Regions from separate parts of the Mus musculus genome. Here all the other regions are linked to region 3. The links are chromatin loops, found by intact Hi-C in ENCODE. Cell type or tissue: heart. All regions are shown on one strand. Each heading gives the region's core, and the rest is flanking DNA. Links, peaks and the distances in the headings are about the cores only.

Evidence for each region. Hi-C counts contacts between places; a loop is a spot of excess contacts. Peaks named below come from ENCODE experiments on the same cell type or tissue, not always from the same donor. Only the 100,000 strongest peaks of a DNase experiment are listed, where the experiment ranks them.
Region 1: a loop joins it to region 3, with 7 times the contacts of the local background. A loop is called at or near these places in 14 of 42 quality-filtered maps.
Region 2: a loop joins it to region 3, with 5 times the contacts of the local background. A loop is called at or near these places in 21 of 42 quality-filtered maps.

The regions. Positions count from the first base shown.
Region 1 is chr8:4,775,421-4,783,349 of GRCm38, reverse strand. Shcbp1 (Shc SH2-domain binding protein 1) reads left to right here and starts at 3,783. Exons shown (of 13, transcript NM_011369.3): 1 at 3,783-3,929. The coding sequence starts at 3,827. It also overlaps the pseudogene Gm6334. In heart, for the core only: a CTCF peak has its summit at 3,709; a DNase peak (open chromatin) is centred at 3,769; H3K4me3 peaks cover 1,840 bases; H3K27ac peaks cover 556 bases.
Region 2 is chr8:4,608,499-4,616,427 of GRCm38, reverse strand. Zfp958 (zinc finger protein 958) reads right to left here and starts at 3,258. Exons shown (of 4, transcript NM_145591.5): 1 at 3,150-3,258. The coding sequence starts at 3,152. In heart, for the core only: no CTCF peak of the experiment used is centred there; a DNase peak (open chromatin) is centred at 3,307; H3K4me3 peaks cover 1,913 bases; H3K27ac peaks cover 1,448 bases.
Region 3 is chr8:4,674,968-4,682,896 of GRCm38, reverse strand. It overlaps Gm6410 (a long non-coding RNA gene), which reads right to left. Exons shown (of 2, transcript XR_378684.4): 1 at 4,331-7,929. Among named protein-coding and RNA genes, the nearest start is that of Gm6410, 4.1 kb to the right of the region's middle. In heart, for the core only: no CTCF peak of the experiment used is centred there; DNase peaks (open chromatin) are centred at 4,356, 4,936, 5,416 and 6,196; H3K4me3 peaks cover 2,360 bases; H3K27ac peaks cover 2,146 bases.

The DNA.
Region 1 (7,929 bases), core at 985-5,984, 100 kb before region 3:
ACAAATACCAGCACAGGCTACTATACCCAGCAAAACTCTCAATTACCATAGATGGAGAAAATAAGACATTCCATGACAAAAACCAAATTTACATAATATATTTCCATAAATCCAGCCCTACAGAGGATAATAGATGGAAAACACCAGCACAAAGAGGGAAGCTACACCCTAGAAAAAGCAAGAAAATAATCTTTCAACAAACCCATAAGAAGATAGCCACACAAACATATTTCCACCTCTAACAACAAAAATAACAGGAAGTAACAATCACTTTTCCTTAATATCTCTTAACATCAATGGACTCAATTCCCCCCAAAAGACATAGACTAACAGACTGGATATGTAAACAGGACCCAGCATTTTGCTGCATACAGGAAATGCACCTCAGGGACAAAGACAGACGCTACCTTAGAGTAAAAGGTTGGAAAATAATTTTTCCCAAATGGTCGCAAGAAGCAAGCTGGAGTGGCCATTCTAATATCAAATAAAATCAACTTTCAACCAAAAGTTATAAAAAAAAAAGACAAGGAAGGTCACTTCATACTGGTCAAAGGAAAAATCTACCAAGATGGACTCCCAATTCTGAACATCTATGGTTCAAGTGCAAAAGCATCCACAATCATAAAAGAAACTTTACTTAAACTCAAAGCACACATCACACCTCACACAGTAATAGTGAGAAACTTCAACACCCCACTCTTAGCAATGGATAGATCATGGAAACAGAAACTAAACAGAGATACAATGAAATTCACAGAAGGTATGAACCAAATGGGTCTAACAGGTATTTATAAAATATTTCATCCTAAAGCAAAAGAATATATCTTCTTCTCAGCACCTCATGGTACGTTCTCCAAAACTGTCCATATAATCAGTCACAACACAGGCCTCAACAGATACAAGAAGACTGAAATAATCCCATGCACCCTATCAGATCACCATGGACTAAGGCTGGTCTTAAATACCAACAAAAACAAATCGAATGCTCACATACAAATCGAAGCTGGCTAATGTTCTTCTCAATGATAACTTGGTCAAGGAAGAAATAAAGAAAGAAATTAAAGACTTTTTAGAATTTAATGAAAATGAAGACACATCATACCACCTATGCGACACAATGAAAGCAGTGGCAAGAGGAAAACTCATAGCTCTAAGTGCCTCCAAAAAGATACTGAAGAGAGCTTACACTAGCAGCTTGACAGCATACCTGAAAGCTCTAGAAGAAAAAGAATAAAATACATCCAAGAGTGTTAGATGGCAGGTAATAATCAAACATAGGGATGAAATCAACCAAATATAAACAAAAAGAACTATACAAACAATCAACAAAACCAGGAGCTGGTTCTTTGAAAAAAATCAACAAGATAGAATCAATATCCAAATTAATAAAATCAGAAGTAAAAGAGAGACATAACAATGAAATATATCTTAAAATAATCATTCTGTTTGTTAAATATTAACAGTTTGTATTTTATAATTTGTATGTTGGACTTTTAAACAGAATTGAGACTGTGATAAACTGTAGGGATTTTGAAGCTGAACTAGATGCCTTTCACAATATAATATTGCTATAAGCCTATGGAGGCCAGGGAGTCGAGTGTGGTAGTGTGAATACAGATGAGCCCCATAGGTTCATATATTTGAGGTTTGGAGGCTTCAAAAGTCTCCCACCATCCCCAGGGCTGATGAAGCAACGGAATGATACTGATGCTTCCACTCTCCCAAGCTGAGCTCTACCTGGAGTAGCACAACTTCCCAGAACATTGGACTAGACTAGTCTACAAAAGACTAAAAGTTTGATTCTGGAAATTCTTTTTTTTTTTTTCTGTTACTGAAAATAGACTTTTTTTCATACAACATACCTCAAGAAGTGACATCGAGGATGAGAAAGAATTAAGTTAAGGTGCTACTGAGATACCTGTGGCAAGCTGGTAAAGATGGCAATCTACAGAGCAAAACGAGGTGATACAAAAGAAACTTTGTCTCATGGGAGCCACTGGGAAGGGGCTGGGAGACTAGGGGGGAAAAAAACATAACTCTCTAGAATCTGGTTCACCTCAGGCCTCAATTAGTCACCTCAAACACCGACATCTTGATGACTAACAGCCAGCCACCAGAGCAAGAGGACATGGAAAAGCTATTGAATTAGCTTGGAGAAGTTATTCAACTTTTTCATGAGGTCTGTACCTCATTGTGAAATGAGTAGACCGTACTGCTACGTCTTATCTCATTGGAATATTTTTTAAGAAAACATGCTTTTTCAGTACATAGCAAGGAGCAGATTACTGGGGGATAGCAAGACTAATTCCTGAAGACTGATAAAATATTTATGTATTAATTTACATATGTTTTGTGATACATGCATGTTCATGTGAGTGTGTGGACATAAGTGTAGATAACAGATGATTAGGTCTGGTGTCTTTTTCTATGGCTCCCCACCTTATTTTTTGAGATAAGTTCTCTCACTGAACCTGAACTTTGCCAATTTGGATAGACTTGCTGACCAATAAGATCCAGGGTGGTCCTGTCTCCAAACCATCCCTCTTCCAGCACTGGGATTACAAATGGTTACTATCATATCTAGTTTTTTATGTGGGTCTGGGGACCAAACACGTCCTCATGCTTGTCTAGCAAATATCCCATCAGTTGAAACATTTTTCCAGCTCCATAGAATGATTTTTGAAATTTAAATAAGATATTGTAGGTAAAACTTGCTGGCAGTATTTTGTATAGTAAATAATAGCTATTAACGTTAGTTACAGTTTAATTTATTAAAAGTTAATCAAATAGCATACTAAATATAACTTTTTGAGACGTTTTACCATATCACCCTTACTGAACTGGAATTTGATTTGTAGACCAATCTGGCCTGGAACTCCTAGAGACCTACCTCCTGTCTCTGTCTCTGCTTCTGACTCTAGAGTAGTAGAATTAAAGGCATATGCCACCACAGCCTATCTAAATATAATTTAACATTACTTGAAACTACCCAGTGTCTGGTTCCTGATGGTGACAGTGACAGAGCTGCTTATACCAACATTCTAATATTGCTTCATCTGTAGCCAGCTCCTGAGTCATGAAGGGATTTACACACACACACACACACACACACACACACACACACACACACGTAATAGCATTCACTAGCAGTGGCTAAAACACATACATGTTTTTGTTTGTTTGTTTGTTTGTTTGTTTGCTTTTGTGTTGTTTGTAATGATCTACTGTAATTGACAACCACACTGATTAAGCCAATTAAAACTTTTACGTCCTTTTTATTGGAGATCAAACTTGAGCCCCTAAAAACTTACTTGTTGACAAAGCTCAAGGATATATAGTTTTAAAGGTAAACCAAAGTAAAGTGGGTGTTAGAGTAATCTTGAAGCATTTATTATTAGCAGAAAATAGTAGTTATTTTAGACATAACTTGCTAATTATTTCGTTTAATACCTCTGACCATGGCCAAGGCTCTGGAAATCTTAAAGGTGTTGCCAAGGTCAACTGACCTAAAAACTCTTTAAGCAAACATAGAGTCAATCAAGATGGCATATCTTAATCATTTCACTTTCATTATCTTTTCTACTATGCTCAACATCCAAGTTTGCCTTGCTGATTTTTGAGAAAGCATTCCAAATTACATCAACATTCAACTTCCTTTTGTTACTGGGAAGAACTTGATCGAGAACAGTCCGCCAATCCCACAGGTGGCGCTGAAGGACTATCAGAGCAGTTACTGAAAGCTGAAGATGCTCCTCTAGTCGAGTACTGACGCTAGAGATGTCGTCATCGCGTTCTGGTTTGTGACAGCCGCCCGCGTAAATTTGAAATGGCTGATGATTTGCGGGCTGGTGGAGTTCTGGAACCTATAGCTATGGTTCCACCGAGACCTGACTTGGCGGCGGAGAAGGAACCGGCGTCCTGGAAGGAAGGTGAGCACCTCAACCCGAGTCGGAGAGCTGTTTTCGTGGTTGCCGGCCGGGCCTGGCCACCCTAAGGACGCGATTACCTGGGTGGGGAGTTCTGTGCTGGGTCTGGCCCCGCTCTCACGACTTCGGAGTCGGGAGATACTGTGGCCAATTTAGGCTCTCTATCCTCCTGACTCAGCTTCCGGAGAAGAGAAGGGGTTGGATCTGGGTGGACATTCCCCAGACGGAAGGGACTCAGGGGGCTTTGTATTCATTTATTTCATGAGCCAAGTTTTTGTTTGTTTGATTGATTGATTGATTGATTGATTGATTTGTTTTTAACCTACATCTAAGGGATCATGTGCTACGCTTCTCCTTTTTAAAAACAACCTTGAACTCTCATCCTATGCACTGGGGACAGATGACAGCAGAGCTGAGTTTGGATAGAATCCAGAAATAGAATTGACCCAGCTTTTCTTTTCTTTTCTTTTTTCTTTTTTTCCAACACAAACCACCAGCATTTATTTCCTGGGCCTAAGTATCAGTCTTTTGGTAAAAAGGGCAAAGAATTGGTCAGTTAGTTTTGAATCCAAATCCTTTCCCCAAACTGGATCTGTGAGGCGCCATGAGGAAACTTAGAGCTGCATAGATCATCAGAACTGAGCTTAAACCCGCTTTCAAAACAAAACCAAAACCCAAAACCAAAGCAGAAGAAAAGTGATTGTCAGCTTCTCTCTCTCTCTCTCTCTCTCTCTCTCTCTCTCTCTCTCTCTCTCTCTCTCTCTCTCTCTCTCTCTGAAAAAGTTATGTTTTTTTAAAAATGTAAAAGAAGCTTTAAAAAAGGGCTAGGAAGATCTTCCTGACAGACAGGCTGGCTGGAGGGTGAGTGGTGACAGGACAGTCCCTGTCCAGGTGGCAGCTGCTCACCTAGGGGCAGGGCCTGGCTCAAGCCCCGCCTAGCTGAATAAATAATATCTCGTGGTGCTGGTTGTCTTCAGAGTGTACCTGAGCACCGTGGGGAGGTGGGGAAGAGTGGAGCCTGCGGTGTGGGTGGAGGACTTGGCTGGAGTGGGGGCCACAGAGGATTCCATGAGGCTCTCAGTCGGCCTGGCTGGCCAGGGCTCCAGTCCGGGAGGTACAGCAGGTCTCTTCCAGCCTTGGGACCACAGGCAGACTCAGGACGAGGTGTTCGCATCACTGCTCTCAGGCTGGCTGCTGGCTTCCTTGTCTGGGGTACTTCCCTCTGCCTGTGCTTCTCCCTCAAGTGCGAGCTCGCCCATGTCTCCAGCGAGCTTCCGCATGCTCACGGCCTCCGAGTCTCCCTGGATGTCAGGGACTGCATTCCGATGGCCTGTCCGGTCGCAGGAGATGAAGTCCGAGTAAGAGGACTCGACTTCCATCATGCCTGTCGCATCGCTCCTCAGGCCTGACCAAGGGACAACCAAGAAACATGGGTGCTAATACTGCCTTGAATGTGGCCGTGGGATTTTCAAAGCTCACAGCAGAAGTCCAGGTGGTCTCTCTCTGACTGTATAGCAAGTCTAGTCTAATTCCGTTTTCCTGCCTGCATCTCTTCAGGTTTTTCACTCTTGATTAGCCAGTGCAGAAGGTCTGCCGCCTTGTCGCCTCATAGAGCCCCAGCCCTAACCCAGCTTTTCTAACCCTCAGCTTCATTGTACCTAATCATGGGAATTTTATTTGCCAAACTGTGACCTTACATATGCTAGGAAAGAGCTCTACCATCCCCAGTTCCTTTTTTACTTTGAGGCAGGGCCTCTACATAGTCCTGGCTGACCTGAAACTCACTATGTAGACCAAGCCAGCCTCCAACTCAGAGTTCCACCTGTACTGGAGGCTCAAGGCATGAACCACCGTGTCTGGCCTTGATGATTTTTAAAGCTAGTTTATATTAACACATTCAGTTATAATGTGTAATGGACAGAGTTAGGTTGATGTGAGAAATCATAGGTGTGACTTAATTCTTCAACAAGCGTACTTTGTGAACAGCCAAAAGTTTCATATGTACAGATGCCTTAGAAAACAGCCAGTATTTCCAATGTGAAAGCGTTATAATATGAAGAGTCAGCTTTAAAGTGTCTGTCTGTAAGGAACTAAACTTGTATGCTATTGTATGAGAAATCTTAAAAGTGGCATTTACAAGTCAGGAGTGATAGTGCATCTCTGTGATTCCAGCACTTGAGTGGTAGGAGCAGGAGCAATGGGAATAAAGGGCCATGCTTGGCTACCTAATAAGTTGGAGACCAGCCTGGGCTACATGAAACTCTGTCTCCATAAAACCAAACCAAAACAACAGTCACAATAAAACACTGAACTTAGAGAAACAGAGTTTACTTCATGGTTTCCCAAAGAATGGGGAAACTGTTTGTCAAAGTAGACTTAATGAAAAGCAAGAAGAGTAGAGTAGATCATGTATTTTCACCATTTAAAGAAAATATGTGAGGTAATGGAAATCTTAGCTTTCTTATGGTAATTATTTCTTAATATGTAAATAAAACATGAATGTCTTCCGTAGATGACTTTCTTTTTCTACTTTGTTTCTTGGCAAATTTTTTAATTTAATTTAATTTCAATTTAAAAGACAAATACAGCTAAAAAGCATATGGAGTGCATCAACTTAATAAACCTAGTTTCTACCAATCAAAGGGCTAAGAACGCTATCAGCATCTGAGGTTTATAGCTGAGAGTCATCTACTTGGCTATAACTAGCCTTTTATATTTCCACCAATATATTTGAAGAACGCCTTGATTTATGACTGATTTTATTCTGTTACTATTTTTTTAAAAAAACAATGAAACTGCTACATTAGAGCATAGAATTTGGATGTGATGGTTTGTATATGCTCAGGCCAGGGAGTGGCACTATTAGAAGGTATGGCCTTGTATGTAGGTGTGTCACTGTGGATGTGGGCTTTAAGACTCTCATCCCTAGCTTCCTGGAAGTCAGTATTCTGTTAACAGCCTTCAGATTAAGATATAGAACTCTTAGTTCCTCCTGCACCATGCCTGCCTGGATACTTCCATGTTCCTGCCTTGATGATGATAGACTGAATTTCTGAACATGTAAACCAGCCACAGTGTTGTCTTTATAAGACTTGCCTTGGTTATGGTGTCTGTTCCTAGCAGTGAACCCTAAAAATCAATCTTCTGAGAAGTTTTCTTAAGCTGTGTTCCAGAGATAGCCAAGGTTATTCCTCATGCTACAGCACTCTTTAGTAATGTGTTAAAGTCATCCAGGTGGTACTGGTTTTGAAGGCATGAGGGGTTATGAAGAACAGCTGAGGCTTGGCACTGTGAGAGGCAGTGGAAGGCCATTGGTGAAGGTGCAGCCTCAGTTGGTCCACGACTGAAGGATCATGTAAAGGAGTTGAGGCTTGGCACCATGAAGAGAGCCTATGAGAGGCTTTTGGTGAAGCCTAGTTGCAGAAGAAAACCCCAGTGGTTTTGGTTTTTGGGGGTGGGGGTGGGGGTGGGATTGTTTTTGTTTTTGTTTTTTTTTTCAAAACAGGATTTCTCTATGTAGCCCTGGCTGTCCTAGATCTCACTCTGTAGACCAAACTGGCCTTAAACTCAGAAATCCACCTGCCTCTGCCTCCCAAGTGCTGGGATTAAAGGTGTGTGCCACCACTGCCCAGCCAGACCCCAGTGTATTAGAGATGCCAGTACTATGGGGTTGATCACCAAGAACAGCAACAGCAGTAGATCAACCTGAGCTTAGAGTGCTACAGAGGGCAGAACTGGAAAAGTGATGCCAGCCCTTTGGAAGAGCTCAGAAGATCATATGTAGAACAAGAAGCTGTGAAGTTGAAAGTGCCTTGGAGATTTAATATTAAAGATGTCAAAGCTGTGGAATATCTGCTGAGGAAAGCTTCTAAGAGGGAGTGGGAAAAGGAAACAGAAGTTTGTTGCAAATCAACAAAGATGAAAAAGGAGTTGGAGATCTGAAGACTGCTTTAACATCAGCGATGGAAATGAAGTTTGGAGTTTGCCTGGCTGCTTTCCTGTC
Region 2 (7,929 bases), core at 985-5,984, 65 kb after region 3:
GCATGAATTAACACATGATAGGAAATTACAAAACCACTCACCCTGCCTAACTAAGGTTCTTCTTCAGAATGGTGCACTGACTCCCTTCCGCAGCAGTCTGCGATCTAGTTACTGCCTCCCCTGCTTCCCCTGCAGTGTACAGCAAACTGTTCCTCCTATTCTGGTCTGAAGACAAAAGCCATGCTCCACATGCAAACCCTTTTCCTGTTAGTGCAATGGTCATGACTCAAATGAGTGATTTTTTAAAACTCTGTTGTAACATAGCCATTTATCCTTAGAATTTAGGAAACTGAATCAAGCAAGGTCATTGCCCTGCGGATCAACTGACTAGGATCAAGGTGACCTGAGTCAACATAGCTTGACTCAGAAACATTTCTCGTTTACAAAAGACTGAAGATGCACCTGTCCTAGAACCTCTTCCCAGGGAAAAATCATCCCATACACAATTAAAGGATAATGAAAATCCCTTTCAAAATTGCATGCATTCAGCTCTGGCTAAGAGTAAAAGAGGAGCCATCCTAGAACAGATTCTGTATTCTACATACGCTATCACCCTTACGCCTCTTTAGGTTCAGGCCCCAGGTTATGTTTTGAACAATTTAAATATGAACTGGAGACTGCCAAGTCTAGCCACTTAGACAGACAGGAGATATACACAGTAAAAATATTCCCAGAATTATCCCTTAAGTACACCAGTGTCCTCAAACTACAGTGACAGGTCCTCAAAACTAAGTGACAGGGTGCCAAGTAGAAGGTTCCAGATAAAAAAGATAAGAAAAGTAGAAGATAGAAAATATAAAAGCTGGGGTGAGGAGGCCTTACACAAGCTGTTTTATACCAAGTAAGCTTCTTAGTAAGAACAGTATTTTCTATACTACTTCCAGGGGAAATGGGAGACTTCTTTGAAGTCAGCAGAAAATATCATACAAAGGACAAACTTAGGAGGAGTTTAATAAACAGGGCTGGACAGGGGAACACAAGGTCTTTCAAGAACAATATTGACCAAACCCACAGTAGCCATGGGACTGAGAGCCACAGCCCACTGTGGTGGGAAGAGCTGAAGCAACCTCTCCTGAAAGGCCCTGGCTCTAGACCACTACCAGCTCTCCCAAATATAGTCATGGCTTTAGAGAGTGTCTTACTTAGGGTTTTATTGCTGTGAACAGACACCATGACCAAGGCAATTCCTGTAAGAACAACACTTAATTGAGGCTGGCTTACAGACTCAGAGGTTCAGTCCATTATCAAGGCAGGAGCATAGCAGCATCCAGTCAGGCATGGTGCAGGAGGAGCTGCGAGTTCTACATCTTCATCTGAAGCTTGCTAGCAGAATACTGGCTTCCAGGCCGCTAGGATGGGGGTCTTAACCCCCAAACCCAGTGATACACCTACTCCAACAAGGCCACACCTACTCCAGGAGGACACCACCTTCTAAAAGTGCCACTCCCTGGGCTAAGCACAGTCAAACCATTACAGAGAAGGAGCTCTATTTTATTCTCAATAAATCAGGGCCTTAAGGAAAGCTGCCAAGTCCTAGGCCTCAGACTGTTACTAGCTCTGAATGCATGTTCCTGGGCCTGAGAAAAAGCTATGTCATTCTCCATACATGAGGGCTTCATGGAAAGCCTTGCTTTATCAGGACAGCCCTCAACACAACCAAGCCCTTTCCTTTCAAAGAGTTATCACCTAGCGTACTCTTGCCCATATGGCAGAACAAGAAGAAAATATACCTGTAGAGTACATCAGGTCTTTTTTTTTAATACAGTATTTCTTTCTTTCTTTTTTAAAGATTTACTTATTTGTTATTTATATGAGTACACTGTAGCTGTCTTCATGCATACCAGAAGAGGGCATCAGATCCCATTACAGATGGTTGTGAGTCACCATGTGGTTGCTGGGATTTGAACTCAGGACCTCTGGAAGAGCAGTCAGTGCTCTTAACCAGTTGGTTATGACCCTGTAATGCCCCCTGAGAGCAGCTTGATAGAGGCCTGTTTTTAGACCTAGTGGCTGGTTGTAAATCAGGGGAGTGTCCTTTGTTATGGTTTGGAACCATATTTCAGGACAATCCTAGTCAACAAACATGTGTATCCTAGCATCTTAATCTCTAACAGGTCTGGTTAGCATACTACTTCTCTGTAGGAAGTCTTAGCTTGATAGCCGGGCGGTGGTGGCTCACGCCTTTAATACCAGCACTTAGGAGGTAGAGGCAGGCAGATTTCTGAGTTCGAGGCCAGCCTGGTCTACAAAGTGAGTTCCAGGACAGCCAGAGCTACACAGAGAAACCCTGTCTCGAAAAAGCAAAGAAAAAAAAATTATTTGATATCACTTACTCTTTCTAAGCACTGGTAACTACTTCACATCATCTTCTACATTACAGCTAGATATTGGAGTGCTGCTACACAGCACTTGAGATACCTTGTACAACCTCCACAAGATTAACTCCAAATGGATCTTACACCTAAATGTTAAATGCTAAGAACTTGTAGAAGACACTAGAGAAACTAGGGCTATCCAAGTTTGTCTTCCTGCCAAGGATGTTTCTACACAGAAGACCCTGCTTCAAATGCACTGATCCAGCCTCCAAAGTGAAGTAATTCTGAGGCCACCACGAGGTCCAGGGAGTGACTAGAGACCAGAGGGGGTGCAACAGGCTGCCGCTTCCCACTCAGCCCCAGGAAGGACCTACCACTCCAGCTCCCAGCTGCTCAGTCGCCTGCTTCTCCCCTTTGCAGACTATGACCTTGCGCTCACAATATCAAGATTTTGGATCTTGTCTGATTTCCCCTCACAGCATCCAGCAGCAGCACACAGAGCACAGCACACCAGATCAGTCAAACCTGCTCAGCTACAGAACGGAACCTGCAGCAGGGCACCCCGGGGGAGCTGGGGGGGGGGGGGAGACCCTCCTCCTCTTCTGACTGGCAGGTGTGCCTGCAGGCCCTGATTGACCAACAAGTCTTGAACATCTTGAGTACCTCCGTTAGGGTTGGAGCGTGCTGAAGTGTCCAGGGCCAGACCATTTCCAGATATACAAAGATCCGCATTTCCAAAGTCCTTGTGCCTTCCCACCCAGCCTCTGGGGAGGACCCACCACTCTCACTCCGGCTGCTCTTCCCCTTGCCGTGGGGAAGTGACCCTGCTCTCACCATGCCGTGACTGCAGAGCTTGCCTGAGCTCTCCTAGCCGCACCAAACAGCAGTACACAGAGCACGTCACACGGAACCGTTCGAGCTTCTCAGCGGCGGAGCTGGACTTGCAGTATGGCACCCGGAAGAACCCGCCTCTTCTGACTGAGAGGCCTTCCTGGAGAACCTGATTGGCCAATGAGTCTTGAGTGACAGGAACACATCCCTTTGGGTTAGAGTGTGTTAAAGAGACAGAGCATAGTGGTTCCTGGGCCAGGCTTCCACGCCGAGGACCGACCTTTCCCAGATATGCAGAGATTCGCATTTCAATAGCACTTTTTCTTGTCCTCCAATAGCTACCACAGCCAGCCCTTAGGGAGGCCCTGCCACGGACCACCCCAGTCGGGTATGAGGGTTCCTGGGAAGAGGATCCTCGAAGGCTAGGTGGGTAAGGATTTGGCGGTGACAAAACAAACACAGAGGCAGTTTGAATCTGAATATATTTTGCAGTCCTCATGCAAGGGTTTTTATGCATAAAGAAACAAATATTACAACTCTGAGCAGATGTGTTCAGTGAAGCAGTCAGATAGAACATATATCATCATAGTCATTTGGCACAATAAAATACAGAATCATCCAAGAATTACAACTTCTCAAAAAGTGTGTTCATTGACGCAATCACGGATAGAACAGGTAATGAAAGAACTCAGTGGGGAAACCCCCACTCAGCTCCCGATTCGGCGTGCACCCAAGAATCGCGAATAGAACACAACACCTTGATGTAACAACAAGAGGTTTTTTAATGGCGGAGCTCCGGGTCGAAACGTATCTCACACAACAGGAGACAGTGGATTCGACCACGAGGCTTGGAAGCTAGGGGTTTTTATAGAAAAGGAGTGGGGCTGGGGGAGGAATTGGCGCGGTTTCACATGATTGGTCCATTTAAACATCAGCAGCCTGTAACATTTAACTTAGGTCAGAGGGGTGGGAGCTAGGGAGGCGATGGGCTTGCCCGGGCATGTCCTGGTCTGTTCTGCTGTGTTCTCAGCCCCAGGTTTCAAAGCTCACAAACAACTCTTTGGGCTATTTAACATACATTACATGAATTACAGTTTTATTTCCTTTCAGTAACATCATTGTTATTTGGCACAATAAAAATCATCTAAGGCTAGTGGCAAATTTCCAAGAAGAAATTAATACATTTTTAAGGTCAGTTATTGTTTAACATTTAGTACCTGATTTTTTGTAAATCTTCAAAGCATAAATTTAAACTATTTTAATTCTTTTTATTTAAAGGCTTCCTTAAACAATTTACCAAAGCCTACTTCCGATGATGTAAGACCCCGAGCAGTGACAGTAGGGGGCTTTTAACAGCTAGCTGAGGAATTGGGAGGAGTTTGGAGGAGAGTTGAGAGGAGTTGGGAGGAGATAGGAAGAGTTGGGAGGAGTTGGGAAGAGTTGGGAAGAGTTGGGAGGAGAGTTGGCTACAACTCTTTAGCCTCCTCTCTGGTGTCTATCTCCATGTCCTTGTAGGTCTTCCTACAATTATCGCATCTCTGGCTGTAAGGCACAGAAACAAAAAGGCTTTTGGCTGGCTATAGAGAACAAAGAGCTTCTTTCTGGCTGTATTTTTAGAGATCAGGGAAAACAAGCTTGGGGAACGTCCAGGGGCTTTACCTTCTAGGGAGAAACTCTCTAAGTCGGGTCTCACATTGACACTCATGCAGCCCTATAGTTTTATTGTTAGGAAAGTTTTTATTTATCAATACTATCTTGTAAGTGATTTATAAAGTGAAACACTGGTTTTCCTGGAGATATAAGGTCATGGCTAGTGACCCCCATCTTAAGGAATGGTTTCTTACCTGTTATTCTCGCTTAAGATCATAACTTAGGCTGTCAGGAACATCTCGTAAATAAGAAAAAGAATAAAAAAAGACAAAACAGATAAATTGCCATGAGAACTACGGCTCAATATTTGTTCTGGCCAAGAGTTCCACAACCTGTTCTAGGAGGGCTCCTTTTTTTGAAGTTTTTACTTCTGTCTGTGGAACTTGTCACACAGATTCTATTGTGGTTGGTGTGGAACAGTGGCACTTTTTCTTGTCTTTCAATAGCTACCACAACCAGCCCTAGGGAGGCCCTACCACTCCATCTCCTTGCTGCTCAGCTGCCTGCTCCTCCTCTTTATGGGCCTTGACCCTGCTCTCACCTCCACTGTGACTTCAGAGCTTGCCTGGGCTCCCCTCACAGCACTCAATAGACACAGCCCTTTTTTTCCTCCTGGAATCAAGGTGTATAGCTTGCTTAGCCTATTACTCAACTCACAGTGGAGTTATCAGTCTGTCCCACAATTGGAAGGGTGCTCAGAATATTAAGCATTAATGAGAGATTTTAGGGAACAAGATTTTGGTTTTGTAGCTTCATGCTAGGTTCAGCTACTTTAACCTGTGGGGAATAAGACAAAACTTGAAGAAAAACAGGAAACAGATGACAAACACTGTGGAGCACTACTGTGAGTGAGCATATCTTCCTCAGTGGGAAGGTGAAAAACAAAAACAAAAACAAAACCCCACAGCTGTCTTAGTCTAGGATGTCCAGATGAACAAAATCGATAGATTGAGTCTACATATGTAGAAGTATTTGTATACCCACAGAAAGTTGAAGAATACACTAGTGGTTCAGTCCATGTGGCTGAATGTGTCAGTGGTCTTCAATAGGTAACATAATCCTCAAGAAGCAGGCTCTAATGCCATTAAAAAATGAACTTGCTATCCAGAGGTAGGGAAAGCGAAAGAGAAAGAACTAACATCTTCAATGTTCTTCATATATGTAGGCTGCCACCAGAAGCTTTGGCCTAGGTTAAAACTGGATCGTGTCACCTCAAAAGAATCAGATTAAAGAAGGGTTTTCCCCAAATCCCCTCAGTACCCAACTCTTTGGGTTTTAGTTAACTCCAGATGTAGTCATGTAGACTAAGAATAATAGCCATCACAACAGCCAAGACAGAGGAACTGAGATAATTTCCACTCTGCCTCCTTCCCATGGTAGTCCAGGAAAGCATGAGAGTCATTCCAAAGCAGTGATTTTATTCAACAAAGGAAATGTTGCCATTTACTTAGGAAGTCTGGATATGATATGTTTGCCTAGTCGTAAGCATGTTAAGTTAAATCCTTTTCTGAATGTGGTCAGAGTGTAATAGCAGAGATATTTGAGAACATTCTTAGCTCGAAGTCATGCAGAAGGATGTGAATTATGAAAATGATGGACAGAAACGCCTCTGGAATGTTCATCCTATGCCATAAGGTCTTAGCTAAACACAAGTAAGCGACACTGTGACAGTGGATTGCTCAGGAGCCAATGCTACCTATCGATTATGATATGTGATCTAACAGACAGAGATATCAATGCCTCAATTCTCGCATATACAAAGAACAAAAAAAAAATGAAAATTCAGAAAACATAAAGGAAAAGTCCTTTATCAGCACTATGAATACTGTTCTTAGAGGAGCAGCTTTGCTGAACTATTCTATCTTCACAGTAAATCTGTTTTGCCACTGAGCAGGCTGGCTCAGAGGAGTACCACAGCTGCTTCCGTGCAAGACCAGGAGTTCATTTTAAGTGCTCCTTACTTTCTGCACATCTCAGGGCTGTGACATCACTATATAGAATCCTATTTTTTTTTAAGGTTTACTTATATTTTATATGTGTGTGTGTTTGTCTGTATGTGTCTGTGTTCAGTGCCAACAGAAGAAAGCAGGAGAATCCTGGGACTAGAGTTACAACAAGTGGTTAGCTACCATGTGGTTTCTGGGAGGGGAACCTGTGTTCTCTGTAACAACACCTATTGATCTTAACTGCTAATGTATATCTCTGGCTACCTTTTAATTTAAAATTTATTTTATGCATTTAAATTAAACTATATTACATCACTTCCCCCCCCTTCCAGTTCTCTCTCCATCCCTTCCTAAATTCTTCTCAGCCAATTTCTTCCTTGTTAAGTATGTGTGAATAAATATGCTCATATGTGACACCCTCTTCCCCAGCCTGTGATGGACAAGCAAGCAGGTCTTGAGCATCCACCAGACAGGCGGAACAGAACTTGGATAAGCAGACCTTGAATATTTGCCACAATAAGCAGGATTTACAGACTCTGTACAACAGGCTCTACTGGCCTGAACAGAAACATCTGCTTTGGCTGCAGCTATGAGCTTTGATGTACTGGAATTTATGGGCTGACAAGATATGGAAACTTATCAAATTGGCTGCTATGCTTTTGTTACCCTACATCACTGTTCTGGGGATGGGTTTTGTGGTTTTCCCTTTTGTATACACGGTGCTGAATATGAAACTTTGAGCCTTGATCAGAACCTTGTCTTGGCTTCATGTTTCTCTTGCGCGCGCGCGCGCGCACACACACACACACACACACACACACACACACCCTTTCATTTCCAGCCCTCTATTCAGGTGAGTCCTGCATGACAATAATCCACTGGACAGCTACAGTCAAATATATTAATACAATTTGCTTATTCCATTTCTGTTGATTGTGTGCATATGATTTCAGGATTGACCATGTTGCATTAGATAGCTAAATAGGAAGCTTGTTTGCCTGATGCTAATTTTCCCACCAGCTGGAGAGTTCCACTTTTTAATGGGCAACAGGATGTTGAGGTTTGGAGCTAAATTTCTAGACAATCCTGGTGAACAAACATGTGTATCTTAGCTTCCTATTCTCTAACAGGTCTTGCACTCACAAATAACTAGTGAAATCTGGAATGTTAAAAACATCACAAGGAGG
Region 3 (7,929 bases), core at 1,961-6,960:
ATGGTCAAATGGAAAAATGTCCTTGATAATAAATGGTATGGCCCGGATCCTATCTTAATCAGGTCCCAGGGAGCTATTTGTGCTTTTCCACAGGGTGAAGAAAATCCACTTTGGGTCCCGACGCGACTGACAAGGACCGTGAAAGAGCAAGATGAACCCCAAGATGATTCTCCTGCTCCTGATGATTGAAACCAGGATAAGTATACCTTTATGGGCCATAGTAAGATCATGGCCAGTACCTTTACTGGTACATTCCAATTCTTCTACCTAGCCTTTGTTTTTTGCAAAGGAATGTTTTTTGGATGTGCCTTATGCACGACAAACTCCTCAAGAGCCACGGGTGTATAAGAGTACTAGTTTTCATTTAAATTATACATTATGCTTTGTGTATAATGTGGATAAACCTTTTACACCCTGTATATTTTTTAAGAAAAATATTATCTCTAATTGGGCAGATCAAATTAATACTGCTGACACTATAAGTCAGATAGCAGAAAAAACGTCTGAGGCATTGCTTACCCTGCAAAGGGTGGATTCTCATATCACCTCAGGGTTAATGTTAGTGAATCAGAGAGTGGATATTTTACAACACGACATGGAACAGATGATGGATGTCATACAAATGAGTTGTGTGGCATCTACATCGCATGTGTGCATTACTCCCAATAGGTATATTAATAATTCTTTTATTAAAAGTACAGACCTATCGAATTACCTGAAGGGGAACTGGTCGCAGGAGCTGGAAAGGTTGCAGACGAGACTGCAGATACAGATCCTGAACCTTAATGGGACCAGAGTGGAACCAGTGACCCTCGGAGACTTTACCTCTTGGTTTACCTCTGCTTTTTCTTACTTTAAGGAATGGGTGGGAGTGATTTTGTTTGGTGCTGCCATATGCTGTGGACTGGTGTTCATGCTCTGGTTGGTATGCAAATTCAGAACCCAACAAAAACATGACAAGGTGATTATAACTCAGGCACTTTTAGCTATTGAAAATGGCTCCTCCCCTGAAATTTGGTTATCTATGCTCAAGAATTAGTCAGCATGAGATGGGATGAGAGAGACTCAACGATCATTGATCAGCCCTTGCTCATCAATAGGGTGATCATGATTTCACCACTAATTCATTTTTTGGCTGGCCTCTTTTGCAGAGTTCGCCCTAGGTCATTTAGCAGTTATTGTCACACAGCACTGCGGTATCCAGAGACGGGCAACTTTCCTCGTGCACAGTCCAACCTAAGACATGGGGCCCGGTGGCGATAGGGTTACCCTATGACAGGTAAGGCTGTGATATTAGAGGAACGACCTAAAACAGGAGCCACGGCGGATGGGCATAATTGCACAGGCCTAGTCCAGCCTCATTTTATTAAAACAAACAGGGGGAGATGTGGGAAGCCACATGTGCCGTTGCTGAGTGGCACTGACTACTGCTGGCCACCACGCATAAGATTGGACAAACAAGCAATGTGTACATATGCAGTAAAGTTTTTTGCAAAGACACTGCCTGGCCCAGGTATGATAATGAGGTTCTGTAAGGTACTGAGAGTATAACCAATCAGATGTGAGACATGCAAATGAGGTATGATAATGAGGTTCTATAAGGTACTGAGAGAGAGTAGCCAATCAGATGAGGAACATGCAAATGAGGCTTAGTGCATAACCAATCCGGGTGTGAGACACGCCCCTCCTAGGCCTATAAAAGCAGCACCAGTTCTGGGCTCGAAGTCTTTTCGCCTCTACAATCAAGCTCTCCCAATAAACGTGTGCAGAAGGATCCTGTTGCAGCGGTCGTTCTTCCTGGCCAGTCGAACGCGCGCAAGAGTAAGACATCTTTTTAAAAGACCACTGCTATGTCAATGGTTCTCTTTCTATCTGTCTCTGTCTCTCCTTTCTCTCTCTCCCTCTCCTCCCCTCCCTCCCTCCCCCTGCCCCCCCTCGCTCTCTCTCTCTCTCTCTCTCTCTCTCTCTCTCTCTCTCACACACACACACACACACACACAGACGCGCGCGCTATTCTCTTGCTCTCTCTTTTGTTCTCTTTCTCCCAAATGCCTCATGAAGAGATAGGATAGGGGTTAGGGTTGGGGTTAGGGTTAGGGTTAGGGCTAAGGTTAGGTCAGGGTTAGTGGTTAGGGTTAGGGGTTAGGGAATAGGGTTGGGTTTAGGGTTTAGGGCTTAGGGTTAGGGTTAAGGGAGGGCCTTTTTTAAAAATTATTTTTTCCCAGCTCTCTCTTGCTCTGGTCACTCACTCACTCACTCTCTCTCTCTAGCTGGTTTGCTGTGGTTTCTATCCCTGCTGGGAGGGAGGGAGGGAGGGAGGGAGGGAGGAAGGAAGCCCAAACTCTTCTGCACTGACTGGCTTCCTTCCTTCCTTCCCTGCTTCCATCCTTCCTTCCTTCTTTTTTTTTTTTTTTAAATTTATTTTAGGTGTGAGGAGGGCACTGTACGCAGATCCCGTGACAGAGGACAGTTGAATTCCAATCCCAGTTGTCCCTTCTTTTCTTATTTTTATTCTTTTTCTTTTTTTTCCTTCTTTTTCTTTTCCTTTTGGCCTTTTTATATATATGTAAATGTATGTATAAATGTATATGTAAATGATATGTAATTGTATATGCAACTGATATGTGTATGTAAATGCACATATGAATAAATTTGCAAATATTCAAATGAGATTTAGATGTGTGGGCGGTGCCTAATTCTGGTGGGCATGGCATTAGAAGGAATGGGCATGGCTGGGTGCAGAGGGTGTGGCCTGAGTGTGGTGAAACTGGCCTAAAGAATTATGGGTGGGCGTGGTCTGGATAGGATTGGTGTGGCATTAGGAAGTATGGGTGTGTCCTGACCAATTGAGGGCATTGTTGTTGAATAGTGGGAGTAGACTGAAGATCTGTGGGTGTTTTCTGTAGTGGAAGTGTCCTAAAGGAGTATGGGCATGGTCTGAGAGTAGTGGGTGTGCCCTGAAGGAGGATGGGCGTGGTCTCAGAGTAGTGTGCTTGGCCTAAAGGAGGGTGGGCATGTTCTGAAGCTGCATGGGCATGGCCTAAATGAGGGTGGGCGTGGCATTTGAAAGCATGGGCATGAATATCATTTGCATATTTGCTTATTCACATATGCATTTACATGTACACTTGCGTGCACATTGCATATACAATTACATATCATTTGTATGTGCATTTATAAATACATTTACATATATGAAAAGACCAAAAGACAACTGGGATAATTCCCACAGTGACTCGCAACTGAGGATAGCCACGTGGGTAGGGTGTCCTCCTCAAACCTAACATGAAGAAACAAAAAAAAGATTCAGAAGTCAGCCAGTCCTTCTCAGTGACTATGTAAATGTCTATGTAAATTTGTGGATGTGTCCTCGCTGTCTATGTAAATGTCTATGTGTATTTGTGGTTGTGTTCTGAGTAACTATGTAAATGTCTACATAAATATCTCTGTAAATTTGTGGGCATGTTCTCAGTGTCTATGTAAATGTCTATGTGGGCGGGCCTACCAATGTGTGGGCAGGCCTAAAGATGTGTGGGAGTGGCCTAAAGATGTCTGGGCGGGCCCAAAGATGTTATGGAGTGGCCTAAAAGTGTCTGGGCGGGCCTAATTTGAGGTGTGTTCTGTCTCTGTAAATTTGGGGGCGTGTTCTAACTGTCTATGTAAATGTATATGTAAATTTGGGGGCGTGTTCTGACTATGTAAGTGTCCTAAAGATGTGTGAGAGGAGCCTGAGTGTAGTGGGAGGATCCTAAGGATGTGTGGGAGGGGCCTGAATGTAGTGGGAAGGTCCTAAAGATGTGTGGGAGTGTCCTAAAATGTGTGGGAGGGGCCTGAGTATAGTGGGCGGGTCCTAAAGATGTGTGGGAGTGTCATAAAGACGTGTGGGAGGGGCCTGAGTGTAGTGAGAGGGTCCTAAAGATGTGTAGGAGTGGCCTAAAAAAGTGTGGTAGGGGCCTGAGTGTAGTGGGAGGGCCTAAAGATGTGTGGGAGGGGGCTGAGTGTACTGGGAGGGCCTAACGTTGTGTGGGAGGGGCCTGAGTATAGTGGAAGTGTCCAAAAGATGTGAGTGTCCTAAAGATGTGTGTGAGTTGCCTAAGGATGTGTGGAAGAGGCATAAAGCCCTGTGGGCATAGCCTGAGTGTTGTGGGCGGGGCCTAAAGTCCTGTAGTAGTGGCCTGAGAGTATTGGGCAGGGCATGAAGCTGTGTAGGCTTGGCCTGAGTGTAATGGGTGTGGCTTGAGTGTAGTGGGAACAGCATTAAAGCCGTGTGGGCGTGATCTAGGTGTAGTGGGTGTGACATAAAGACGTGTCGGCAGCGGCTGTGACCTACCACGTCACGGCGGCTGTGGGAACGGAGGCGTCTGACTGACATTGGGGTCACCGAGCGACCGGGGCGCATGGGTCGCGGCAGTTACCGTTGGGACGGGGAAACCCCGGCCTCGGCGTCAAAGTCTACGTCAGTGGGCGTGGCAGTGCGCGCACACCTCGATGATGCCGGCTCTGACGTCACAGGAGTCAGAACGCGGAAGCGGGCTCAGGAACCGAATTCACTGTCTGTCTTCAGCTGAGGCGGAATTTACAGCAGGTGTAAGAGTGAGGCAGGGGGATTCCTGTGAGTAAGGAAGGAACTGAGGCAGGGGGATGACCGTGACTGCACGGACCTGAGACAACAGGAGAGAGACTTCCGGTACGCAGCAGGAAGCCCCGCCCGCTTGGCCTTGACTGAGGCAGGGGCTTGCGCTTTATTTTTCTTTTCTCAATATATAAACAAACGCAGTGATGTAGCCGCCCCCTCCGCCTGTCAATCACCGTCTCCGCCCACTGAGCTGTGCTCGCCAATCAGAGAAAAACCTCGCGGGGCTCAGAGGACCCAAACCCGGGACTGGGACAGAATTACGACTCCTAGCATGCCTAGGGGCTACCGCCACCTCACTTCCTGTGGCAAACAGGAGATCCCGCGCGAGGAGGGAAGTAACTACAACTCCCAGCATGCACTAGAATTATTGAACCATAACTTTCTGCGCCAGACAGGATGTGCCTCCGGCCCGGACAGGAAGTCCGATCGGTCTGCTGCGGCCGCAGGGGTTGATGGGAGATGCAGTCCAGTCAGGAAGCTTCGCCTCATGCGTGCCCCGTCCTGCTCGCTGTTTCCGGTCGTACCGAATGGCACCGTGACTGACGGCACGGAGAGGCTTCCAGTGGGCGGCGGGAGCCCCTCTGCGGCGGCGGCTGAGGAGCGAAGCGGGAGCGGGAAACGGAATCACTGTCTGCAGCTGAGGCACGGGGCGGGGGATGACAGCGGGTGTGAGAGTGAGGCAGGGGGATTCCCGTGAATAAAGGAGCTGAGGCAAGGCCATGACAGCAACTGCACTGACATGAGATGGTAGGAAGCCCCGCCCGCTGGCCAGTGACTGACGGCACGGGTTTCCAATCCCCGGTCATTGAACGGCAGGGGGGGCGTGTCGAGGCGGAGAAACCGCGGAACGGAGGAATATTCGAGGACGGGGAATCTGCGCATGCACTGCTGCGCCGGCGGGCTAGAGGACCGGAAGTCCAGGCTGCGGTTCCGCTACCACGCGAATTCTCATGCCACCCATACATTCAACATTTGGTCTCTGTCCCTAAATCACATAACATACAGCAGACACATCTGCTGTTCAATGTTAAGCTACTTTGCAAGCATGGTGGGTTTATATTTTTAATTTTATTATTTTGGATTTTGTTGTTCGAGATAAAAATTTCTCTGTGAAACCCTTTCTGACCTGTTAGTAGGTACAGACACATCAGCCACCTATCATGTTTTTGTACGATAAGCATATGCTTTTGTGCTAAGGAAGCTTCTTAAGAATACCATCTTGTTTAAGATTTACATGAGGAAAAAGGAATTAGATGGGAGACATCTCTGAAGTCAGGAGAAAGATGAAGAAACTACGAAGTCAGCAGAAGCATCATACAATGTGGCACACTCAGGAGAAGTCTAATCAAACTGTGCTGCACAAGAGGAACTCAGTGTAAATGAAAAACATTTCTGGCCGAGCCTCTCGTGGCCTTGGGACTGATAACCACAGCCCCATATGGTAGGAAGAGTTGTGCTCTCAGAATCTGATTCAACCCCTCCCCCTCCAAAGGCCCTGGCCCCACACCATTACCAGCACTCCCAAGCACATTCCTGGTTTTAGGAAACGAGCTCTGTTTTATCTCTACACCCAGACCTCTAGGTAAGCATCCAAGGAGCCAGCTGAGTAAGCCCGAGGCTGTGACTGGCTTCGCCAAGCGTGTTCCTGGGTTTCAGAAGGAGCTAGGTCATGCTCCAGACATGGGGACCTCAGGGAAAGTGTAGCTTGACCAGGCCAGTATGCAATACAACAGAGATTTCTTTCCTTTTCTTTTTTCCCTTTTTGGCATGGTTGTCATCTTACCCATGTGGCAGAACTATGCCTTTCTCAAGAAGAAAACTGAACCTTTATGGCACACCAGGCCTTGTTGATTGTGATTCTATAATGCCCCATTGAGCAGATGGATAGAGGCCTGCTCTTTGATAAGGAGGTGGGCCTAGTGGCTGGTTGTAAATTAAGTTTGATTCCTTTGTTATGGTTTGGAGCCATATTTCTGGGCAATCCTGTTGAACAAGCATGTGTATGCTAGCATCCTAAACTCAAACTGCACTGGTTAGCACATTACTTATTTGTGGGATGTTTTACAGGCAGTGCACCCTCAGCTAAATTCTACTTGCTGTGCCTTTCTATCCCCTAAGCTTTCGTAAATCCATTACAACATAAGTTCTACTCTTTTAAATCACAGCTTGACATTGGATTGCTACCCAGCACATGACATGCCTTTTACAACCTCCACAAAATTAACTCCAAATGGATTGTCCACCTTCATGTGAAATGCTAAGATCAGAACTTGTAGAAACTAGGACTCTCCGAGTTTGGGATCATGCCAAGAATTTTCTACACACAAGCCAAATGCTCTGCACAGTTGCAGCTCCCACAGTGAAGTTATTCATAAGTTAAGGCTGGGTCCAGCAAGTGGCTAGGACCTCAGGGGACCTCACATGTGGCCGCCGATTCCCACTCAGTCCCGGGAAAGGCCCAACACAGCAGCTCGCAATGCTCAGACCCTTCTCCCCATTGTTGGCAGTGACCCTGTGCTCACCATGTCGCAATTTAGGAGCTTGCCTGAGAACCCTCCACAGCATCCAGCCACAGGACACAGAGCAGAGCACCTGGGACCATTCAAGTCTGCTACTAATCGAAACCAGCGCCAAGGCACCGGGGGTGGGGGTGGGGGGGACGGAGACGGACCAGTCTTCCCTTCTGACTGGCAGGTCTGCCGAAAGGCTCTGATTGGCCAGTGAGTCGAGCACCTCCCTAAGGGTTAGTATCCTTACGTAGATGCTTGCCTAGTGAACCTTTTCTCTCATTCTTTCAGCCACATCCTTTAAATCTCATCTTCTGAGAAAAGACTTAGGCATTTGATTCTTCTGATGTCACGCAGGCACAGGCAGAAAGGAGGAAGGGCAGTGGTGGCTGCCAGTGGAGAACAGGCCCATTATTGATGGTGGGAGTGGTGTGGGGCCTGGTCGTTTCTGTTCCTCATGAGGATGCTATTTTAAAGAAATCTGTTCCTCATAACTGATGCAGAATTTCAACATAAGACATAGGCCAACAACCATGTATCAGTGACATGTTAAGACGTAGGCATAGGGGAGTTCACAGATTGTGCATGTGGTAGAAGGGACTGTTGGTGGGTAGTAGGTGTGAGAATCGCAATCTCTTGTTTTCACCAGGATCTCTATTTCTATTTTTCTTCCACCGTACTGAATGATTCATTGTCACTGTTTTGTTTCCTCTTTGTTAAAGTATGGTTTTTTTTTTTTTTCTGTTGAACTTATCGAATAATGTGCAGCATTCCTAGAGAAGTCTA